Regions from separate parts of the Homo sapiens genome. Here region 1 is linked to region 2. A link is a contact called in ENCODE Hi-C data. All regions are on one chromosome and are shown on one strand. Each heading gives the region's core, a stretch centred on a gene start or an enhancer-like site at or near the end of the contact. The rest is flanking DNA. Distances are from core to core; before and after follow the strand shown. Region 1 overlaps TET2-AS1 (TET2 antisense RNA 1). Region 2 has its middle 250 kb from the start of CXXC4.

Region 1 (3,761 bases), core at 530-3,029, 560 kb before region 2:
TCTGGGGACTGTGGTGGGGTCGGGGGAGGGGGGAGGGATAGCACTGGGAGATATACCTAATGCTAGATGACACGTTAGTGGGTGCAGCGCACCAGCATGGCACATGTATACATATGTAACTAACCTGCACAATGTGCACATGTACCCTAAAACTTAAAGTATAATAAAAAAAAAAAAATTAAAAAAAAATGCAGTAAAAACAAAGAGGCATTAGGCTCAAAGCAGCATGAAATTTGCCCTCTGTTAGTCATCCAAATCCTGCTGATGGTCCCACAAGGGTCTTTGCTCAAGACAGGGTAGTACTATGAGAAGGTAGTGCTATGAGAAGGACCTCTGGGCTGCCCTTGGCTGTCCCAGCCCAGCTTGACCTTGATGCCTGCAAACACCTGCTTTGATTGGAGTTGTCTTGTTACTGAGTGGGTCCAGCTTTCCAGCGCTTTCCAATTTACAAACTGGAAATTCCTGCGGTGAAAGATGTAAAAATTGTTTTTAAATATTAAATATAAAAGATTAAATATGCAAAAAAAACCTGAGGTAGGTGGAACCCTGCCACTTTTGAGACCTTCCGAGAATACTGATGACACCCTTGAGAAGAGTAAATAACTGAGAGGAGCATCAACTTTGAGGAAACACACATCTCATCTTTCTTCCTCCTTCAGTCTCGCCCACAACCAGTTCCCCCACCATACCTGCTTTGACCCCATTTCCAGGATAGGTAGTACTCTCTTGAGTCATTCTTTCTGTTTCCAGCTGGCTCACATTAATAGTGACGCAGAAAAGCTGAACGGCCCTCTTTTCTCTGAAAGAGCTCATGGTTAGATTTAGCAAGAGGCTTCTGCTCTTTCTGTCCTTCCATTGGAGAGTGTCACGTGTCATTCTGTACAGCCCTGGGGTTTTCCCCTCTTCTAAAATTCTAGTTATGAATGGTTATCATAAGTGTGAGTGACTCACCACTCTTTAATATACCAAGGCATAGGCAAGGCTGTGTGACAGCAGTGGCTGGCATGTGCTTGCAGCCAGACACACACCCACCTACACCCACACTGTTTTGCTTTTGTCCTTCAAGGTTGGAAGTGCTGAACAGAGCAGAATCCCAGGTATTGTAGCATCATGGCATAATGTTTTCCACTGAGGCTTTTCCGAGTCAGAAGTGGACAACCTAATTAGGGGGGTTTTAATGTGTATGTGACATATACTCACCATCCTAAGCTGTGTCATTGGAACTGAGGATGTTTTTGACTTTTCCTTCCCACTCTCTTTCTCACTGACCCAGACCCCTTTCTGTGGAACAGAGAAATGGTAGGCAGTGTATCTTAGCCATTTATTAACGGGGCCCAGACATGATCCCCAGGACTTTGCTGACAGGTCTAAATAAGGCTAATCTACATGTTGCCACCAGGAGCTCTATTAAAAAATTGGACAGCTGGGGGAAAGGCTGGCCTACTGGGCTTTTCACTGTTCTGACTGGGCAGCCCAACATCCTATTGCCCTGATAGAATAGAACTCCTCATATCTGCCTTGCTTTCTACCAGGCTCTGGAGCCACTTATTAGCTCTGTTTTAAGAAAATTATTGATATTCTGTGTCTCAGTTTTCTCAAGCATGAAATGGAGATAAAAATTGTACTTCCCTTAAATTGTGGTTATAAGGATTAAAAGAATAAATACATGTAAAATGCTGAAATCAATATTTAGCCCACAGTACTCTTAAATGTTAGTGATTAGTAATATCCATAGCAAGCCTCTTGCTTCAAGCCCTCTTGGGAACTTCCTAAGCTGCAAATATGTGAGTAATATCACAGCCTGTATGGCAGATGAAAGCATAATCTTTGGAAAGTTGTGTGCCTTGACCTGAAAATACTTGGACTGACCATCACTGCCATCGCAAACCATAAGCAACTGAGCACTTATTGAATATGATTTTCTCAACCTGCAGCTATACTTGAAGTCTGTAGGGGCTGAAACTTACCGTTATTTCCAACGCTGTTTGTAGTTCTACCACAAAGCCTGGCCTGTTGTAGATGCTTAATTGAGTTAGCATTGAGGGGCATCATTTTGAATCTTTATCATGAAAAGGACACTTTTGCTTGGCTGAACCTACATTGACACATAATTATGCAGAGCCCACAGTTTACACATGGGTTTGCTCGATTTGTACATTCTATGGATTTAAACAAATATATACCTGTATCCACCATTACAGTGTCATACCAAGTAGTTTCACTGCCCTAAAAATCTTCTGTGCCCTATTTGTTTCCTCACCTCTAACTCTGACAATCACTGATGTAATCGTTTTCTATTTCTGTAAAATTGGTAGTAATATCCTCTTTCATTTCTGATTTTAGTTACTTGAGCTTTTTTTCTTAGTCATTCTAGCTAAACATTTTGTTGATCTTTTCTAAGAGCTTACTTTTGGTTTAATTTTTTTGTTTTTTTTTTTTTGTATCCTGTATTGTATCTTTGTTGTAATCTTTCCTTCCTTCTTCTGGCTGTGGGTTTAGTTTTTTCTTTTTTTAGTTCCTAAAAGTGTAAAGTACATTGTTAATTTGACATCCTTCTTTTTAATGTAAGCATTTACAGCTATACATTTTTCTCTTGGGTCTGATTTCTGTACATGCCATAAGTGTCGGGGGGTTGTGTTTTCATTTCTCTCAAAATATTTTCCAGTTTCTCTATAGTTTCTTCTTTAACCCATTGGCTGTTTGAGTATATTGTTTAATTTCAATGTGTGTGAATTTTCCAGTTTTCCTTCTGCTACTCATTTCTAGTTTCATTCCATTATAATTGTAAGGGATACTTTGTATGATATCAACCTTTTAACATTTGTTAAGACTTTTTTGTTAATAAATGTTTAACATTTATTAAGACTTTTTTGTTAAGCTTCAGTTGCTTAACATTTCTATTCTGAAGAATGTTCTATGTACACCAGAAAAAAGTTGACTTTGTCTAATATAAATATGGTCATCCTTGCTCTCTTTTGGTTGCTGTTTGCATGGATTACCTTTTCTCATTATTTCACACTCAATCTGTGTGTATTCTTAGCTCTAAAATGAATCTCATAAAATTGTATCCTGCTTTCCTTAATCAGTTTTGCCAATCTATGTCCTTTGATTGGAAAATTTAATCCATTTACACTTAATGTAGTTATTCATTGGTGAGGACTTACTTTTGCTATTTTATTTGGTTGCTGTATACATTCTAGCTTTTTCTTCCTCTTTTTCTCCATTACTGCCTTAGTTGATTTCTTATCATGACAAGTTTTGATTCCCTTCTCATTTCCTTTTGTGTACATTTTGTATATTCTTTATGGTCACCATAGGGACTACATATAATATTCTAAAGTTTTAACAATCTTTTTTGAATTTATACCACTTCAGCTTCAATTGCTTACAAAAAATCCTGTTCTTTCTTCTCCTTCACTTTATTGATGTCACCGATTACATCTTTATACATTATATGCCTATAACCACAGATTTATAACTATTTTTATGCATTTGTCTTTTAAATCATGTAGAAAATTAAAAGTAGAATGAGAAACCAAGTTTATAAAAATATTGATTTTTATATTTGCCCATGTGTTTACTTTCTCCAGAGATATTTATATATTCATAAAACTTTGAGTTACTGTCTAATTTTTTTTACTTCATTGCAAAGGACTCCCTCTAGTATTTCTTGCTGGGCAGATCTAGTGGTTATAAACTCCCTCAGTTTTTTGTTTTTCTGGGAATGTCTTTACTCCTCCCTCATTTTAAAGGCATGGTTT
Region 2 (4,259 bases), core at 79-2,578:
AAATTTGAAAAGTATGTTACTCTTATAGTATAAAGCAAAAAAGGAAAATACTGACATAGGAGTATCATAGGTATGGGGCAAAAATAGCTTCAAAAAAAAAAAATCATTTAGCCTAGGTATGTTGCTCATCCTCATTGCCCGCTGGCCTAGACCATAACTCAAAGGCCAGAGGAATTGCCAGCTGGCCCTGGCTTTACTGTCTTCTAGCTGTGTTTTTACTTGGTAAAGAACCTTTAGCTCTCTGGGCCCCAATTTCATCATCTGCTAAAAGAGGGAATTTTTTTTAACAGGCATGTTGTTATGTAAAAATGAGAAACTATATTGTCTGTAAAAAATATCTGAATGAGCTATAAGATAGTATACAACAGTAAAATATTGTAAGTATTGTTCATATCTCATTCTTTCCCAATGTAACTTCTAATCCTTTGTTTTTTAGGAAGATAAAAATTGCACAGATACATTTGTTATATAGAAATACACTAAGCTTTTTAGAAATCTTTCAGAATGCATTACTATTCATCCTGCTAGATTCAGTCTTAGGACACCTCCACGATGTCATTAACACTTTTGGGTGCTTATAGAGTAAGTGATTGTCACAAATCAAACCTTTACATTTCAAGAGATAAGCAATGTGAGTAAATAAAATTTCAAAATAGAGAATTTAAAATGAATTTCCTTAAAATTAGAGCCTAAAGTTATTTTGGTGCCTTTAGACATATTTTAAATGAAATAAATTCAATAAAAGCCATATGGTTTATTAATATTTAGCTCTATTTCCCTTTACAAAGGACCATAGTATGATTTTAAGAAAATATTTATTTCATGCAGCTTCAGAGTTGTTGTTGTTCTCCTTCCTTGTATAATTGCATCCATCTTATTTTTTCCTCTTAGAATCAGAGTTTCTATTTTTGCTAGCTTGTGGTGCAGATTTTACTACTAAACACTGGGAATATCAAACTGGGCAATCAAATAAGCTTTCAAGGCTCCCACTCCCTTGAGACATGAGCAGGACGCAGGGCTAAATTTGGGGTTCCAATTCCTACCCCTCAAACAGTGGCAGGCTGAAGCCACACTTAGCCTTCATACAAGATTCATGATAATCCTGGGACTGGCTTGGCTCTGACACTGTATTAGATATGTGAAGATCCAAGCTGCTCTCTACATAACTCAGGGCAGAATAGGGATTGCTTTGTAGGCACCCTGGCTGTTTTAAAGTTTTCTTTTAACCAAGTGACTTTGAAATTTCTCAGTATTTTTTTTGTGTGTGAGTGAAAAGAGAGTCAGACAGAGGAGAGCTGACGTTCCCCAGGGGCAAATCGTGTTTTCGGTTCCTCTTTATACCAAAGTTTTTCTTGCATTTTATCTTATGTCTCCTCCTACAAGCTAAAGATTTGAGCAGTTCTTTTCTTACCAAATTTAAGGGATGAACGCTGCAAGGACATGTACCGACCATTGGATCTTAAATGCTTTACTCAAAGTACAGAAGGTAAATGCAGAAGTTTTCATTAATCCCTAACCACATTATTTGACACCTAGGTCTTTTTTATTAGACACTTATGGAGAAGCATTTGTAATCTTTACTTCAAAAACAAATGATAAGATGTCACTTTAACAGTTGCAGCCTTTATCAAGAGTTAGCTGATTGTATTTTATGTTTTTGTTTTTGTTTTTATTATGGGAGAAGAAGGCAATAAAGAAGGAAACAGACTTTCATAGCTCAAGACCATTTGGTCTTTACCGCATAACTTAATTGGATCCTCACAAAAGTCCTAGGGAGCAGATATTATAAATGCAATTTTAGATGGGCAGAAACAGGATCAGGAAGGTTAGGTGATATATTCAAATCACACAGCTAACACATAGTAGATCCAAAACTCAAAATCAATTTTGTCTGATTCTAAAGTTCATGCTTTTTCCACTGGCTACTAATGCCTCATAGAAAGGAAAGAGATTGAGGTACCTGACCTAGCCAGAGAACAGTGAGATTTATGTTCCAGTTCCCTGGTTTCTGAACAATTCTTCCATGAAATGATGATAACACCACCATATTATATTCCAGGGTTGCCAAATACATGGGACCAATACAAAACAGCATCTCCTCCTCCTGCCTGCTCAGGTCCTTCTGAAACCTCTGCGAACACTTCCTCTCGGGAGAGTTCTACCACGCTTTGCTCTGTTTTAGCATTTTCTTATTGAGACACCTGCCTCCTCACCTCATTTGTCCCATAGTGTTATAAAACAGAGGCAAACAAATGTTTTTAGAGAAAAAGCAAGGGAATAATAATAAGTTAGTTAGGACCTACCTTCTTTTGGATTAAAAATGATGCACGAGGTATTTTTGTGATACGAGTCCATTGCAACTTCTAGTGAAACAAACCTTCCCGTGAAGTAGATCAGAGATAACAAGAATCACATTCTACACATGCCTAAACTCTAATTCTTTTTTCTATGCCTGGCTTGAATCAGGTAAATTTTAATCCTTTATTTGTGACTGAAAACAAACTTGGCTACTGTCTGGGTGGAAGCAAAGGTAAGGACCCCTGTAGGTGAGAGATGTAGTTGGATATTGATTTGGTCAGATATACTTTACCTTATTTCACAATAGAGGACTGTATTTGGGGCTCCTGAAAGGGTCTAAAAAAATGGAGTAAAAACATACTAACCCCCAATTTTTCACTGTAAACTGTTTATCAGAATCTTTAGTAAGTTTCCCTTGCCTTTTTATCTGATTTTTAAAATCTGAGTGCACAGAATCAATTTTTCATAAAACTTGCAAGTTTTGAGGCTTTTGCTGCATGTCAGGCACCGTTCTAGGTATTGAGAGCAACAGCAGAAAACAGATAGATTTTGGTTTAAGTAGCTCATATTCGTGTGTGTGTGTGTGCGTGCATGCACACACACGTGGTGAGGGAGTGTTTATGTATGTGTGGCAGGAGGGACACAGATAACAAACAGATACATATAAAATATATAAGGTGGCAAAAATAAATCCCCATGATAATGAGTGCCATAAAAAAATAAACCCAGAAGGAGCTAGAAATTGGCTGGGGTTGGGGTGGGTAGTTTCTCTTTTATATTGAATAGTAAAAGAAGGAACCTCTGATAGGTTATTCTTTGAGAAGAAACATGTTTCTGACATTTTTCAGAAACAGCAAGGAGGTCAGTGTGACTTGAAAAGAGAAATTAGGTGACTGGTAGGGCAAGCAACAAAAGGTTAGACTGTACAGGACCTTTTAGGCCATAGCAAAGACATTGTATTCTACTTTGAATGAAATGAGAAGCATTAGTGGGTTTTGAGCGAAGGCTCACTCCAGCTGCTGTGTTCAGAAAGAATAGAGGAGCAAGCTGGAACTTAGTTATCTTTATTAACTGCCTCTGGACACACTTAGAGGGTTGTAGAGGGGATTGAGTGGTATAATACATACAAAGAGTTATTGCATGAGTTAATACATCCTAAATTCCTAGAACATGAAAATGCTCAGTGTCTTCGTTTGGGAGCCAGCATAATTAAGTGTTTTAGAGATGGTCCTGGGCATGTCCCTGTCTAGATTCAATCCTTGCTCCATTTCCTACTTGTTTGATTTTCTAAAAGTTACCTAACTCCTTCATTCCTTGAATTTCTCATTTGTAAATGTGAATAATATAGTGTCTCCCTCACAGGATCATTGTGAGGATTAAAATTAGTCTATGCCTATGAAATATCTATGGCATCACTGTGCACATAGTAAATATTCAATAAATGTTATCAATGTCACTATATAGCTTTTACATTTTACAAGGTGGTTTCAGGTTTTCCATCTCAAAAGCTCCTTATGAAGTAAATCACATAAATACTTCTATTTTTGTTTTGTAGAAAAAGGGATTGAGGTTCAGAGAAGTGAAATGACTTGCTCAAGATCACTTAGCCAGAAAGCAGTGGAGTGGAATCGAGCCCAGATCTTCCAAGTATTCTTTTCATTATATTCGGCTGCATTTGAATGTTTACGTATGTGTTAGAAGAACTCCAGGTCAAGCCTCTGAGCTCCAAATTGATGATTCTTTTTCTTTTATCATAGGTCTAACTAAAATATTTGTATAATGAATGAATGTATGCATTAATAAAAGAAAGAAATGAAACGAGAAAGGGGAATCCTTTATAAAGAGGACAAGTTTAGGTTGCTAGAACGTGCAGCGTGGATTTAGGAGACTGGATACCAATCAGTTGTTGACACATTGTATAATTCTGAGAAAATTGCCTAACATCTTGAGTCTTTGGTTTC

What was found. Hi-C counts contacts between places; a loop is a spot of excess contacts on that map. Pooled maps may share reads with other maps.
Region 1: a loop to region 2 is called in a pooled map, with 5 times the contacts of the local background. The contact joins two enhancer-like sites. A Hi-C loop is called at or near these places in 7 of 37 single-sample maps with no recorded cell type and 4 of 50 pooled maps.

What each region holds. Positions count from the first base shown.
Region 1 is chr4:105,303,654-105,307,414 of GRCh38, reverse strand. All of the region lies in intron 2 of TET2-AS1 (TET2 antisense RNA 1), which reads left to right. Among named protein-coding and RNA genes, the nearest start is that of TET2-AS1, 47 kb to the left of the region's middle. RefSeq lists an enhancer at 718-997. Within about 2 kb of position 1,779, at least 2 of the 41 ENCODE cell types and tissues checked have a DNase peak (open chromatin) inside an H3K27ac peak, as active enhancers do.
Region 2 is chr4:104,740,405-104,744,663 of GRCh38, reverse strand. No RefSeq gene overlaps it. Among named protein-coding and RNA genes, the nearest start is that of CXXC4, 250 kb to the right of the region's middle. RefSeq lists enhancers at 1,189-1,338, 1,369-1,598. Within about 2 kb of position 1,328, at least 2 of the 41 ENCODE cell types and tissues checked have a DNase peak (open chromatin) inside an H3K27ac peak, as active enhancers do.